Linked DNA regions of Mus musculus: region 1 is linked to region 2. The links are chromatin loops, found by intact Hi-C in ENCODE. Cell type or tissue: left cerebral cortex. All regions are shown on one strand.

Region 1 (8,000 bases), 130 kb before region 2:
TGTTACTTGGTCTCTTTGTGGTTGAGATAGGAAAAAAAAAATCACTTATTGTACGGAAGAGAAGTGGAGACTATTAAAAATGACAATGTTCAAGCTGGAGAAGCCAGAACATGACTACATTGTTTTCAAAGAGGAAAATTAATTGAAAAACGTAGTCAAGGCGATGAAAATAAATGACCCTGGGTAAAGTAGCTCTCCTGTGCAGAGCCCGATTTCTCCATCACAGAATGCGTCACCTTACACTACAAATATTCACGTGCACGTTACCCATGAACGATGACCGGGACCCAGATGGTACTGTGCAGAGTTAATATCTCAGGGCCCGAATGTACAGTGGCCTGGCATGCAGCAAGCACTTGTTCCCTTCCTGAAGGACTAGGTAAACGATTCTGATGGACACTTGCCTGGGATGCCCCAGTGTCGCATGTCTCTTGGGGAGGCATGCCATCTCTCAAAGACTATGAAAGTGTGACAGTCTATCTGCAATCACCTGGCAATACGTATCACAATAACCATGTTGTCCGGTTGGTGACCAGGATGAACGCACCCACACACACCTAGTGTTCTCTGAGAGTAAGGAACAACACTCATGGCTCAAAAGGAAACATCCTAGAAGCTGTTCTGTTAAATGCAATGGGCGCAAACTGAACGCGCATTTACTCAAACACACGCTCCTGTGCTGCAAACTCGACGCCCGGACGAGGCTAGGAAGGGTCCTGAGCAGAGTGACAGACCTCAAGTAAATAGAAGATTCACTGGTTTTCACCCTCCTTCCAGTTAACCGGAGTCTAATGCTGAGGCTGTGCTGGGCACAGCCTGCAATTCAGACAGCAAAGCGGGGCCCATACCTGTCAAAAGAATCTGTGGCCACTTTGTAGAGATAGATAAAGAGTTTACTGCAGTGCCGCAGGGTCGGTGACACAGAGTCCACGGACACCGCCCCTTCCTCCAGCAGTCTCTGGAAAGGCTGCGTGTTTGACGGGAAGACGTTCACGGCACTTATTTTCCTGAGGTCTGAGAAGCAGCCAAGGAAGCGGACAGCGTCCGCCAGCTTTTCGTACTGTATCTCGGTCTTGAAGAAGTGCGAGTTGGCCGGCTCATAGCGCAAGGCTGCCGTCAGCGTGCAGAACACAGTGTGCAGGAGCTCCAACACCTGGCTCTGGCTCACCTTCTCCCAGCCGTTCTTGGGAGGAGAGCTCAAAGACCTCTCCATAGCAACGAGCAAGGATGTAATGTACACAAACCCTCCCACTTTCCTAAAGACTGTTCTTGAACGGTGGCTTTCTCGAAGGACGGACAGCAGGGCCTGCAAGGAGAGAGAAGGGAAACCGGTAAAATACATAGTGTGACATCACATGACCACGAAAGCTTGGGACTGTGTAAGTGATTATCAGGTGGGTTATTCTAAGGGGGAAGACAAGGAAGCGCAGCTGAGACCTGAGGGCTCTGATTCAGGCACAGTTTCTCAGGAGAGAGGACTTAGACATCTGTCTCTCTAGAAAGAATTAGAACCTGAGGCCGAAAAAAGGACCCTGCCCCATCTGACCTAATAACCACAGTGAAAGCAAGCCGTCCTGTCACCCACTCGGTAACACCTGATTTAAGTATGCAAGGCACCAACACTAGGCACCCTCACACTCTGCCTTCCGTAGTTGCTCAACAGTGCAGTGTGTTATGTAAGGCGGGGGCTTCTTAGCCAAAAGCCTTAGGTCCAGGAAGTCCTTCAGCTGTTTTCAGAGTACACATGCAATGATATACCTTAAGTCTGAACAGGAAATGTGTGTGTGTGCGTGTGTTTAAATACTTTTATCTATGACACAAAGCTCTACCGTAGGGGATTCTCTACATGGGACATCATGTTAGAAAGCTCTAGGATTTGAGGCTGGAGTGATGACTCAGCAACTATGAACACGGGCTGCTCTTGCAGGGGACCCAGCTTCAATCCCCAGCGCTACACGGGGGAGTCCCAGGTGTCTGTAACCAGGGGCCCAACATCCTTCCTCTTTCAGCCTCATAGGCATGTGGTGCACAGGCATCTACGCACTGAACAACAAATGTTTCTTAAGTTTTAGAGTTTGGAGTTCTTTTAAATTTTTGATTTTCAAAACGGCTGTTACCACCACCACCACCACCACCACCATCACTGCGTGAGGAACTATGGTGATTTTTAAAGTTATCAAGGATTCTGCACTGGGTTAAATGAATGGCCAGGGAAGGCTTAAGCTTAGGGAATTCCACTTCCCTAAATGCATCTACACACAATGTCGTGTTGTCCTGCTCTGTGGACTGACATCTGTCGACCTACGTTTCCGTTCTTATGACAACAACACTCTGCTGATCCGTCTTAATATCAGCAGCTGTGGTATTTCAGAAGGTCATTGTCTTCAAATATTACATGTTTCTAAGGGAAGCCAAAGACCGGGAAAGGCCATGCGCTAATACAGGTTACAACTGCATACAGTGTATGTAGCCATCTGGGAAAGGCCATGTGCTGATACAGATATAACTGCATATATTATATGCAGCTGTCCATATGACACACACCACTTCAACAATGATAAAGACTTCACTATATACTAAAACTTAGTTATTTTAAAAGAAACTATATAAGCTGTGCATATTACTAAAACACCTAGTATGTTCCTTCCACTCTTTTGCTGGGAATTTCCATTTTAAAAAGTATTTGGTAGCAACAGCATTTCTTTGTTGTCAAGTTTAGTAAATTATATTCTTAACAATTATAATTCCTGTTAAGACATTCCAACATTATAACAATCTTAAGGTTATGATATGGAGTGGATGCAGATCAGAGTCGAATGCAGGGATTCCAACTCTGGCTCCAACAGTAAACTGCGTTATCATAGCACTTACTCTGCCTGCCTGTGTCATGGCTTTCAGTGAGTATGAGAGAGATAATTAGAACTCTCCAAACACACACACACACACACACACACACACACACACACACACACACACACAGAGTTTTGTAAAGTGGCTGGCACATAAAGCTATCACTATTTTAAAGACACTAGGGCAAAATGTAACAAGTACATGACATGTGTAACTTTAACAACAAGGACACGAGAAATGACTCTACTGTGAACACTGTCCTGTCACAGGCCTGGGGGGGCGCAGCCCACTACACACTGAGGTTAGCATACACTGTTGAGTGGACTGTCACAGGCCTGAGGGCCCAGCCCACTACACACTGAGGTTAGCATACACTGTTGAGTGGACTGTCACAGGTCTGGGGACACAGCCCACTACACACTGAGGTTAGCATACACTGTAGAGTGGACTGTCACAGGTCTGGGGACACAGCCCACTACACACTGAGGTTAGCATACACCGTAGAGTGGACTGTCACAGGTCTGGGGACACAGCCCACTACACACTGAGGTTAGCATACATTTCCCTAAGAAAGTGGTTGCTTGCTGAAGATGGAAATCGTATCTAGAAATCATGGATCAGTAAGTTAATGAAAGCATAAGAATTTTAACGACTCTTCTGACTTAGGCAGATGCTACTGAAATGCAAAAGGAGGTTTCTAGAGAAAGCCCATTAAGACTCTTTCGATTAAAACTTTGTTTCTCACACTGCAGAAGTTAAAAGCACAATTCTGTGGGCAGTCTGACCGTGTCCTCCACCCACTAGACTCACACTTCAGATGTCTAATCAAGCTACACTTCAGGTTATAGTGTCTAAAACACAGGGAGGGTCTGGGGGCAAGGTCTCTCTAGCATAGCTTAGGAACTGCAAGAAAATAAATCAAATTAAAAAAAGTAAACTGTTACAGGGACACAAATAACACCTATCTTATTAGCAAAAGGCTTATGTGAGTGGATGCCTGTGAAATGTGCACACAGGGATCTGTGTTAGTTGCTGTTATAATTAAGATGGTTTTTTCTCGAACTTAGAAAAACAGCTTCAAATGCCACTCAATATTCTTACACGCTATTCCTTGCTTGAGTCACCAAAACTCACACGGAAACAAATTAAAAAGGAAGATGTCTAACTTTAGTTAGCTCTGGAAATGTCTCACACGGCAATGGCAGTTATGCCAGCAACTCGAGAAGACACAGGTGCGTAGGTCCTAGGAGGCAGGATGGCGCAGCAGAGAGCGCGTGTAGAGGCCCCACCCAGAGGAACACAGCCAAACTCACTGCCTTCCTCCTCTGCAGATCAGTGCGCTGACTGCTCTGCAAGCTTGCTATGGCGTGAGGCAATCAAGGGACACATTAAAGGAGACCGTTAGATATTTACTAGGGTCTACTACGGACACGGAAATGATAAACGTGTATATGCAGCATCACGTAACATGTTTCACGTATGCGTAACATTGGATGGTGAGAACCTAACAGATGATATACATATTTAGCTTTTAGTCATTCCACATGAAGCCAATGAGTCAGGACAACTGTTGCAAAGGTCAGTCCCTAGAAGGACCTGAGATACGGAAAGACAAACCCCAAATGCATATAAACTGTAGAGGCTTTGTTAGTTTGGATTTTTAAAAATTTCTCTTTGGTAGGCTGCAGATTCAGCGGTTAAAAGCATGAGTACTGCTCTTACAGATGCCCAGAGTTCGATTCCCGGCATCCCCGTTCCCCTAAAACTCCAGCTCTGTGGGATCTTAAGCCCCTGCCCTTCACTGGCACCAGTTACACTCACACACGGAAAACACCCAAACACACAACTTAAAACAGTGATAAAGAATGCCCTTGTTGTGTATGTGTGTTTTAAGATTTATTTATTATTGTATGAGTACACTGTAGCTGTCTTCAGACACACCAGAGGTGGGCGTCAGATCTCATTACGGATGGTTGTGAGCCACTATGTGGTTGCTGGGATTTGAACTCAGGACCTTCAGAAAAGCAGTCAGTGTTCTTAACCGCTGAGCCATTTCTCCGAGCCCCAAGAATGTCCTTGTTGAAACTAAGTCCATTTAATTTCAAAAGGACCCCGGACTTTATCAGTAAGGAAGCAGACATATTGGTCAACTGTACCCTTAAGATGTCAGTCTTCAGCTGCAGCTCTGTGGGTGGGGCTGAATGCATGAGCCCCAGGAGAGTACCCATGTCGTCCTCCCCATTGGGAGAGAGCACCAGCTGCTGGATGGTCATCAGGGCGTGCTGCCGGCACTGCGGGTATTTCACTATATTGTGGGCGCACCTTGCTCCGCCAAACTCTCGGAATATTCCTAAAGGAGGAGGAATAAGGTCAAAGGTCTAAGTTAGAACATCCAGGGCGAGTCGGGCCTATTAAAACGTAACTGCTTCTGTAGGAACAGGTAATTCAAGAGAACTGCTTGGGAAGCTGACATACCTATCTTACTTTTTATATTACAATGTAAACGTTGCACTGTAGCATACACAGACACTTTCTATCGTTTTAACATACAGTGAGTGCTCTGATACAGTCACCATGTCATTACTGTCTGTGTCGACCAAGCTGACCTCAAACTCAGAGATCTGTCTGTCTCGGCCTCCTAGGTGCAAGGTTTAAAGTCTTGTTGTGTCACACCTATGAGCCACAGCTATGAAGAAGTATTTTAGAAATAATTTCTAAAGAGTATACAATATAACTTTATAAAATAAATCTAAAAGACAATATACTATACAAAGCAATAAAATGTTTTAAGACAGTAACAGCATTACAGGTTTCGCCCGGAAGGTATAAGCCAAAATGTCTCATTTTCAGGCTGTGACGTTTCCATTACCGGAATGACTACCATTACCGAACTGTTGTGATCCTGATTTAATGGATTCCCAAGTTGCATGGGAATTCCCACATTTGCTTGTAAAATGCTGAAGGTTCTTGTCCCCAGTTGGTTTTTGATTGACCGATAAAGAGCCAATGGCCAATGGCTGGGTGGAAAGAGAGGCGGAACCTTTATAGTTGAGTGGGCTAGGAACTGGGAGGGAAGCAGAGGGAGAATCACCATGACTTGAGGGCAGAGGGATGAGACCTAAGAGCTGTGGGACAGAAAGGCAGCCAGCCATGTAAGAATTCAGGTAAGTGGTCCTAAGGGCCACTCCCCCATAGGGCCTGGGGCAGTTGGGCGGGAGCTAGTTGGGCTAGCAGTGGGGAGATGTAAAGATGCCTGCCTGGTCATTAAGCTAGTCAAGGCATATCAAAATTAACTGATGCTCGCACGCGCGCGTGCGTGTGCGTGGAATCCAAAGAGCTCTTGGGCGGGTGCAGCACCCACTGAGAGCACCAAGCTGTTAGCAAACTCCCTGCAACACTGAACAACTAACTTTACCATTACTAAAATGACTACACCATTACTGAATGATTGCACCATTACTGAATGACCGTCCTATTACTAAACAACTGTACAATTACTGAATGGCCACCATTATTGAACAATTGTACCATTACTAAATGGCTGTACCATCCCTGAATGACTGTACCATTACTTAATGGCTACACCATTTCTAAACAGCTGTACCATTACTAAACGGCTTTACCATCCCTGAATGGCTGTACCATCCTTGAATCACCGCTTCTCCTTTAACAGCAGAAGCCTTAGCAGACAGACAGAGCCACTCCCAGAGCTCTGGCCCGAGGCTTTTCCTCTCACCTGCATTTGTGTTGGACCCTTGAAGCAGCACGGTCAAGGCCTCCATCACCAACAGAGCCAAGTGTTTTTGGTCTTCAACTGAACTATTGTTTCTTGAGTCCCCTAGAAAATAGGTTCAAAGATTCAAATCATAAAAGCATTGTTTTCTGGCCAGTTCCACTTGAATTATTAATTCTCCTTATTGTGTCTTTCACATTTACTTTCTCCACTATCACACATGCTAATAACATACCCTTTGAAATAACACATGCCCAGCACCTGCCCAAAATATGTTCAAATTGATGTTAACAGATTTTTATTTTAGTGTGGGAGGAGCTAATTATGTAACAAATATTCCAAATGAAAATGGCAAACCCAGTTAACCCCATCGCTCTCACTGATTCTAATCAGAGAGGCCGAGCAGAGAATTCTGAATATGAGTCAGAGGCATTTACTCACAACTTAAAGCTTCCTAATGGCTAGATAGGAGTACCTTCATCATATTTACCAAAAAGGCACCCAATGATGTTTATGAAGCATCCTGAAATGGACCCATTTGTCTCAAAATTTACTGAAAAACATTTTCAGATACCCACATTTCATGGTACTTAACTATAAAAAGTAATAAGCACAAGTCATGACAACCATACTTACTTTCCCCTTACTTTGAACCCTATTCTACTACTGTAACATAATTCTGGGCGCCCCTTACTCAACTCCCTAACAACAGGTGAAAAAAAGTCAATGCTGGAGACACTGGCTGGAACCCATCACACTCACAGACAACAGGAGCTCGTTCATATCGGCAGTCCAGGCACGCCCCAGCCCCAGAGCCTCCCTGACTGACTTCCCAAACCGAGCATCAACTGGGGAAGTGTTTACCTTGCTCATTGAGTGCCTGAGCTGGATCCTTCAGGAGGGCAGCATACTTATGCAGAAGGTTTACCATGACCTCCAGCAGGCCCACCTCCCTGAAGACATCTTTAAATATGTAGTCGTGCCTTGTAAACTTCAGAAGGGTTTTCATTGCAATGATGCTACAGTGGTAAGAAGAGCTGGACTTTAACAGGATGCTGACGCTAATGAGTTCTTTACAGGGGATATAATTCAGGCTAAAAACAACAAACTCCAGCATCTCGAAGTATTTGTTCTGTACTTCTGGGAGTTTAGAGATCTTCTCTGCGAACTGCGAGAGGGTATGCTGGGACTCCAGGATGAAGTAATTAGCGTTGTCGGCCATATAAATGTTTGTGATGGCGTCCAGGATGATTTGGGCGAGGAAGTTGGTCTTTGCTTTTAAAAACGCATTCTGGAGAACTGCGAAGGCCTGGATGTTTCTCACACTGTGTCCTGAAACAGCAAGCAGGGACACACGTGGGTGCGATGCCACGTTAAATAATCATAGAGAGTCTGTGTCAACACACAGTGAGTGTCA
Region 2 (8,000 bases):
CCCGCTCCTCCCGCTCCTCCTACCAGGCCGGCCGCAGAAACTGCAGCCGCGCGGCCGGCCCCTCCCGCCTTTCCTTCCTCTTTCCTACTTCCTTCCCTCGCCGCGGCTCCTGCTTGCCGGCACCCTGGACAGGCGCGCAGCCCAGTCCGCGCCCCGCGCCCCGCGCCCCCTGCCCTCGCCTCCGGGCTCCCGGGTCCTCTGGCGCAGCGCTCACCCCCTCCTCCGGCTTCTCGGGGGACCCTGCTGAGAAAGCACCGCTGCGCGCCCCTGAGCCCTACTCCCATTGCTGGATGCTGTCACCAGCGATGAAAACACGCGAGCCTGCGTTCATTTTACTCCAGCTGGAGTACAAAAGAACTGCCCACGCTAGCTCTTTCACTACGCGGCCTCGAACCCCCACCTCCTCCGGTGCGGATCAGGACCCAGGAGTTTCCAGTCTCCAGGGTTGTCCTGGGTCAGTGACCTTGAGACCTTCTGCTGAGATTTTAGGTTTGCCCTTTCTGGAAAGGTCATTCTTTGTACCTCCATAGACCTGACCAACACAATGTTTGCACTAAATGAGTATGGATTGGTAAACTTGAAACAGCCAAGCGGACATCAGCTTGTCTCTGTTCCTAGTCCGCCCAGCGTACCGTTTGGGTCATACTTCTGTTCTGACGGTGGGGACAAAACTGAGTCAGCATGAATGCTTGAACTCCTTGAGTTGAACAGCTCAGAGTGGGGAAGTAGTGGTACAGAAACTGGAAACACGAGCTTGTTTTCCCAACACTGCAATCTACAGCAGTTTTAGGATTTCCTCTAAAAAAGAAAAAAAAAAAAAAAAAGCCGAAGTAATTTGGACTTGCTGTTTCCTTTTTTTAAGCCAGTTTGTGTTTGGAATTGGATCCAGTTGTACCGATTTACTCCACTGTTTGCTACAAGATTCAGCAGCTGTTCCGTGTGGGGGCCCCTGTTCCTGCTGTTCCCAGGCACCCGCTGGCAGGACAAAGCACCTTTCCCCAGGTGTGGAGAGCCATGCCTGTAAGGCCTGTGCTGGGTGGGGCTGCTGTTGGATGAGGTTGGGGGGTCCCTCAGGAGGATAGAAGAATTGTCCAGAGTTGGAGGCCAGGGAGACAGTCAGGGAAGGGAAGAGACCAGGGGCAGGCTACAGAATAAAAATGTAAATGTTACTCAATTCTGAAAGAGTAGGTCAGAACAACCCCTTTTAAAAAAACCTACTTTTATAACCAGATCATCTAAGGGGGAACAGAAATCCGATGCTTTGCCTCTAAGGCTCACAAAGTAACCTGTAAAGATACTGGCCATTCAACTGTTTTAACTCAGTCTGTGCCATCTATAGAATTCCTTTAAAGCCAAATAGGCTGTGCTATAGCGCTCTATAATACAGTTTTAAATAAATCATTACTGCCAGGTCGCTGGGTGGGGGAGGGGTGTGCCTGCTTCCTTTTCCTTCTTACTGCTCCTTCCTCCTTGGCCCTTTGATGTGTATTCTTTAGGTACCGTTCCTCCAATCTGCCCTTACACAAATGTACCACAAAATTCTCTTCAGCCTGGGAGTGTGGCAGGAAGAAGAGCTACTGGATGCATGGCTACATTAGGGTAAGAAAATCAGTTGAGTCAACACTAAGACCAGGGTGCCTTTCAGAAGGAAGATCTTCAACTAAATATGAATGAGGTTTCGAATTTTTTTTGTAATTATAATTGGGAGAAGAAAATTTATGAAATGTATGTCATCAGCACATTGATTATAAATGTCTTTCTGTTGGAAAAAAAACCATTGCAATAAAGTTCAAGGGTATATCAGTATGCAAATGTGGCAATTTTCCTGCTGGTGTCTTATAGAGAATATTTCACAAAGGTTTTCTCCTAGTGCACACATATACACCCAGCTGCCTTCCCTTGTTTTGCTGAAGCTATACAAATATAAGGATTATAAGGATGGTCTGGAAAAGACCCTTCCCAGTTGCTCTCTCTCAGCTCTGCCTCAGATCTGTCACCGCCACAGCTCTTACCTTCCTGGGTCTTTGTTGCCGGCCAAATGTAGTTTCTGTCATCTTGAGTTTAGGTATTCAAAACAAAACAAAACAAAACAAAACAAAACCCTGGTCAGCTCAGGTTCTCCAGCAACATGACTACTGTGTCCTGTGTATTCACTCAGATGAACTCACACTCCTCATAAAACAAAGACTGTGTTAAAGTGGAATAAGCCCTTTGTGCAGAGGCCAGATGGAAGGAGTTCTAGGCATGTGCAGCGAACTCCTCTGGGGATAGAGGAAGCTGAAGGGCTATTTCTAAACAGTTCTGCACCAGGAGTCTGATTCCTAACTTCCATTCAGAAATGAGGTGACTGTAGACAATAGCAGTTGAGGAGCTGTGCCTCACGACAAGTAAAAGCCATGGATTTGTGGTGACAGAAGACTCGTGAGCACAACAAGTGACTGGCGGGAGAGATGCTGAGGAGGGAGGACATGTTTTAAAAGAGAATTTCCAAAATTGTTAAGAGAAGCAATAAGCTCAGAATTCTCTGTTTAAGCATTTGCTTCTTTTATGTTTTATTTATAAAATGAAAGGTTAATGGCAAATGGGATTATCATTCATATATATACATATAAATGTATAAATTGACATATGCGTGTGTGTGTGTATAATACAATATGTATATAAACTAAATTCTAGATTTTTAAGATATTACCAGAACATGGAGTGTTACAGATGCTAGAAGACAAAAATCTACATAGACATTAACCATATTGACACATTCAAATTTCACTTCTATGCTAAAATATGTTGCTATCATATTTAAAATGTGTTTCCACTCTCCCAGGTTATTAGCTACAATAATAGAATTACCATATTGTTTCCCCTTGTTTAGAAGACCCAGATGGAAGGGAAACTGGGCAAGCAAATGAGTCTCTCTGGGGATCATGTGATCGAAATGTTTGTGGAAAAAAACATACCCCAGACCAGAAGACAGAGTTAAGTAAATGTTCAGTGTTGTTCTCATAATCTCTGCTCTTTGTAAAAGACAATTATCTCTGTTCCCTGTTTGCCTCTGACGGACTGTCTAGAATATCAAGCGAGGAATGACAAGCCATATTTATCTGTAATGATCAAAACTGAGTATCACTCTTTCCTCCTCAATTTAGAGGACTCCTTATAATTAACTGATGAGCTGTCCCCAAGACAGTGCCATTTAGAGTTGTTACTGACTCTAATTGGGGAGAAATGCATTTGGAACGTTCCAATTAGAAGCATTTTTTTTTTCTGCTGTTCTTGTACATACATTCAAAGGGAGCGCCTGAGCGTCCATGCCTTTTGTTTGGGCGGGAGGGGGGCTTGTAGCTTGATGGATTGTTTCTGTTTATACTTAAGTAAATATTACAAATGAAGCTCCTGTGAGCTCTAGAGTAACAAGAGGACCACAGGAGGAAACAGCAGACACATTTTTCTCTTCATTATCATAATGATCATTATTATAGTGGAAATGGGATATTTTGAAGATGCTGTTGAAAGCACTCCTAATTCCGTATATAGTGGAGGCCTCCTGATATTTTGTCTTTGGTTGTGTTTTTGAGATAATTACTAAGTAGGCCAGGATGGGCTGGGACTTGCTCTGCAGAACTCAAGGCCACTTGTATGTTTTGATTTCCCACTCCTCCCTATTTCTTTATGGAGTTATGAAGAACTTAGAACTTCAAAGCCAGCATGGGTGTGTGTTTTCCCAAGTGCAAGATAGCAGTCTGTGCTGTGGGGTTAATTTACTCATCAAACGACTATGGGAATATTGGGGGTTTGTTTTTTGTTTTTTGTTTTTTAGTTGAAGACATCAACATATAGCCAACCATGGGAGACTGAGGCTGCCTCTGAGTCTCCAGCCCAGAGACGTCAGAGTTGAAGGGGTTCATCTTTCTGGTGGGAATCTTTAACCGTGCCTTATTAAATACATTAAACTTTATTTTCCAAATTGCCGATCATCATTGACATGTTTTTCAGAAAAAAAAAATGTTAAGGAAGAAAGTTAAAGAAGATAAATGTGTGGTGAGACTCGGAGGCCGGCCTGAGCTACACAGTGAAGCTTTATCAAAAAAATTTAAAAGTAGGGTTTCCTATTTACAAAACTAGTAATAATTATTTGCAAGAAATTAGTAATTTGAAAGAGAGTTTAAGGGAGTTTGGGGATCAAAAGTGTGTAAGGTGACCTCTCACAAGTCCCTGTCATTTCATGGATTGCCTAGAGGACTCAAAACAAAAGCTGATTATAAATGCTTAAACAAGATAAAATACTGCCATCTGCCGGCCAGAGTGAAAATGTCAGTCAGACATCTCTAAGCAAGGAAAAAAAATCTAGGAATTTACTGTCTTTTCTGTCTCTCTCTCTCTCTCTCTCTCTCTCTCTCTCTCTCTCTCTCTCTCTCTCTCCCTCTCCCTCTCCCTCTCCCTCCCCCTCCCTCTCCCTCTCTCTCTCTCTCTCTCAACAAAGTCTCCATAAGTAGCCCTAGTTAGATTGAAAATTTCCACAGCCACCTGCCTCCACCTGTGAAGAACGTAGATTACAGGTGTGCACCACCATGCCTACTGTTTCAGCAAAGCCTCCTCATGCTAAGCTTCCAGGTTAGCCCTATTACTGCCTGTTCTATGTCTTCTAGTCATGCTAAAAGTATAAAGGGTGATGTATAACTAACACACTTCTTATATTTGAATTCAGGATTATTAAATGATATGCTAGCACCAGGTAGATGATACAAGAATTTTTGGTTCTACCCCATTAATGCACACAAAGTATTGGCAACAGGTGCACGATTCAAGTCTGGCTGTAACGTTTACAAATGATGTGCAGGGCTGCCACAAAGCCTATGTTCCACTCTCTCCTGCTGGGTCTCCTTAAGGGTAAGGATTCTACTTGGAAGTCTCCCAAGGCACACTTGTGACATTTAAATCGTTTTCATGCCCTTCATCCAATCCATTACCAAGCAGTTGGACTTCCTGCATCTTCTTCGTTTTTAAAGATTCATTCATTCATTTTACATATGTGAGTACAAAAATACTATACATATCTTTGGATACACCAGAAGAGGGCCTCAGATCCCATTACAGGTAGTCGTGAGCCACCATGTGGTTGCTGGGATTTGAACTCGGGTCCTCTGGAAGAGCAGCAGTGCTCTTAACCACTGTGCCATCTTTCCAGCCATTCCTGTATCTTCTTAAATATGAACTTTGCTTAATACTGCTTTCTCTGATACTAATCTGGTTTCCCTATTACAGCCAAAACAGTCTCACCTCTGCTTCACCCACATTACCCTGGACTCCTTTCAGCCCACTGTGTCTACTAAAAAATCTTCATGGCATTTGGGACAGGGTATAGTTTGTCACCTACCCATGGCTCCAGTCTTGGCTCAGAATGTGATTTCTTGCACTTTTTTCATGCTGGCCTGCTTCTAGTCTCCTCCTCCTCCTCTTCCATCGTCCCTCTGCCACAGGACCTTTGTACAGTCTGACCCACCCCGACCTGTTCTTCACCTACTCAAAAAGCACAGTTGTACCTGGCGTATACCTGCAAACTCAGCAAGACAAGTCAGCAGTTGTCAGGGCTTTTCCTGTTTTGGTAACATTTCTTTCCATTAGAGAAACGTTTACCTCATAGTAGAAGAGTGTTGACAAGCAATTAGGAATCATCGGAGCTTATTGAAATATAGTAATTTAACGAATGGGTACAATATTTTGGATTATTGATGATCTTAAACACAGGCTACTCTCCGTTGTTGGAATACCCGAATATTCATACAGTCCATTATTTGTTCATAGTTTTTCCCTATACGTTGTGCTAAGACTAGAAAACATATTTGTTTTCTTCACAATTGCCTACTGGGCTCTGCTATGCAAATCGCGGCATTGCTAATTTGGAAGCAAGCTGTCTTTAAGACGGCTTCATATTTGGAAAGCATCTATGGGACGCTGCCCTAGCTGGATCTAGACCTTCTACAGCTGACACTTGGCGTTTTAGCTCTTGTTCTTCCTTTCCTCTTGGCATCTGCTATCTTTAAAAATAAAGTTTCCTTTTAATGGAACTTTTGAAATGTCCACGGAGCGAGAATCAGCATGGTACAACAATAAAGGAGACCGCCATGGACACGCCCACCCGTGGGACCCGCCCACCCACGGGCACACCCACCCATGGGATACGCCCACTCACTTGCTCTTTGCCCTCCATTGATTAATTTTCATTTCATATGTATGAGTGCTTACCTACATGTATGTATGTGCACCGTGCGCCTGGTGCTTGGATGCACAGGAGGATGCCAGAACTGGATCTGGAAAAACAGATCGTGCGCTGCCATGCAGGTACTGGGAGCTAAACCTGGGTGCTCTGAAGAGCAGAAAGTATTCTTTGCTTCTTTCCTCTGACTTTCTTTCCTTTTGTTACATGATTTCACAACACAGCCCTCCCTGGCCTGAATCCTGCTATGTAGACCAGTCCAACCTCAAACTCATGTAGACCTACTATGTAGCCCAGACCTACTATATAGTCTCCCGATGTAACTAAGCTAGCCTCAAATTCACAACCCTTCTGACTCCACTTGCCAAGTGCTGGAATTACAGGTGAGCCTATGCCGGGTGCTGTAGTTTGTTGTTGTTGGTTTTTTTTTTTTTTTTTTTTTTCATTTTTTCTCAGTAGTTTGGGCTTCTAGATAAAAATCACTCATCAACAGAGAGGTCTCTGACTTTTGCCTTGTCAATAAATTTAATTCTATATTCAATTTAAGGTTCTGTAAAAATCAATTACATTACAACACAGTATGCCAAATATTTTTCAAATAAATCTGAATTTAATTCAATGGCTGTGGAGCCTAATTTTATGTTATCAGCTTCCCTGAATCATAGATTTCCCAGCTAGCTGGTTAAAAATGATCCTGCCGTGTCTGAGAGAGTGTTTCCAGTGATAGTGATGCTCGATTCAGTCTCCACCTCCTCTGGAGAACCCCGGCAAACAAGCCTATGACATTCAACACTGACTGTAACCACATATAACTTACAGAGTGTCTTCTTTTGTCATTGTTGAAATAGAGCCTTGCTTTGTATGAGCCAGACTGGCCTGGTGCTTGGGACTTCTGGCCTCAGCCTCCCGAGTTCTGAGGTTCCAGTACATCTCCGTTTTCAATATCCACTCTTCCCCAGTTCAGTCACTGACTTCTGACACTTCTCTGTTGAAACCCTTACCAAAGTCTTCAGTGAGCCCCTAATGCGGCACAAACCAGTATCTCTGAGCATGTCCTGTCCCTTTGCCAAGCTCTTCCCTCGTGTGGCCGCTCTGCACCTTCCTGGCTCCTCTTGTGCTTTCTCCTCCTTCACTTAACCTGCTTCCACTGCCCGACTCCTCCTTTCTGCTTGCTACAGCAATGCTAGAACCCTATTGCTCTTTCCTGTAATCTAGTGATTTCAAGGCATAAACCAGTATCTCCCACCCACACGTTCAGCCTAGAGCCGATGGCCTTCTTGGTGCTTTATACTCAGCTCTTGAAAGCACGTACCATCTCCTAAACCTGCTCTCCCCCTTGATGCTTCTCCGTGATGGCACTCAGCATAAAATTTGCTTTATGAACGAAAATCCTCGTGACGTTCTGGCCAGGGGTATCCAAACCCGAACCCACCCCACATCTCCTATATTCTCAGTGTCCCAACATGTCCTGGGGAATCATGATTGTGCTGTGTGCACCTGTCACCTTCTCAGACACCCTGCCACTTCCTCCCAGTCGTTGCCTCTATAGAGGCCACCAGGGACAAGCAATGCATACAGACGCACAGTGCCAGGGACACAGCTGGAGGAAGACTTGCAACATTTGTGCGCATGACCTGCATTTCTTTAAAAAAAAATTATTTTATGTATGTGAGTACACTGAAGCTGTCTTCAGACACACCAGAAGATCCCATTACAGATAGCTGTGAGCCACCATGTGGTTGCTGGGAATCGAACTCAGGAGCTCTGGAAGAGCTCTGGTGCTCTT

What was found. A loop is a pair of places that touch in the nucleus more often than their neighbours do. Peaks named below come from ENCODE experiments on the same cell type or tissue, not always from the same donor. Only the 100,000 strongest peaks of a DNase experiment are listed, where the experiment ranks them.
Region 1: a loop joins it to region 2, with 4 times the contacts of the local background. A loop is called at or near these places in 14 of 42 quality-filtered maps.

What each region holds. Positions count from the first base shown.
Region 1 is chr5:101,936,434-101,944,433 of GRCm38, forward strand. Wdfy3 (WD repeat and FYVE domain containing 3) reads right to left here. Exons shown (of 67, transcript NM_172882.3): 11 at 7,448-7,915; 12 at 6,587-6,688; 13 at 5,007-5,200; 14 at 849-1,306. Among named protein-coding and RNA genes, the nearest start is that of Gm42135, 7.4 kb to the right of the region's middle. In left cerebral cortex, no CTCF peak of the experiment used is centred here; DNase peaks (open chromatin) are centred at 1,185 and 4,078.
Region 2 is chr5:102,069,981-102,077,980 of GRCm38, forward strand. It overlaps a transcript of Wdfy3 not described here. Among named protein-coding and RNA genes, the nearest start is that of Wdfy3, 4.1 kb to the left of the region's middle. In left cerebral cortex, CTCF peaks have their summits at 62 and 4,290 (motif pointing left); DNase peaks (open chromatin) are centred at 290, 637 and 4,287; H3K4me3 peaks cover 788 bases; H3K27ac peaks cover 660 bases.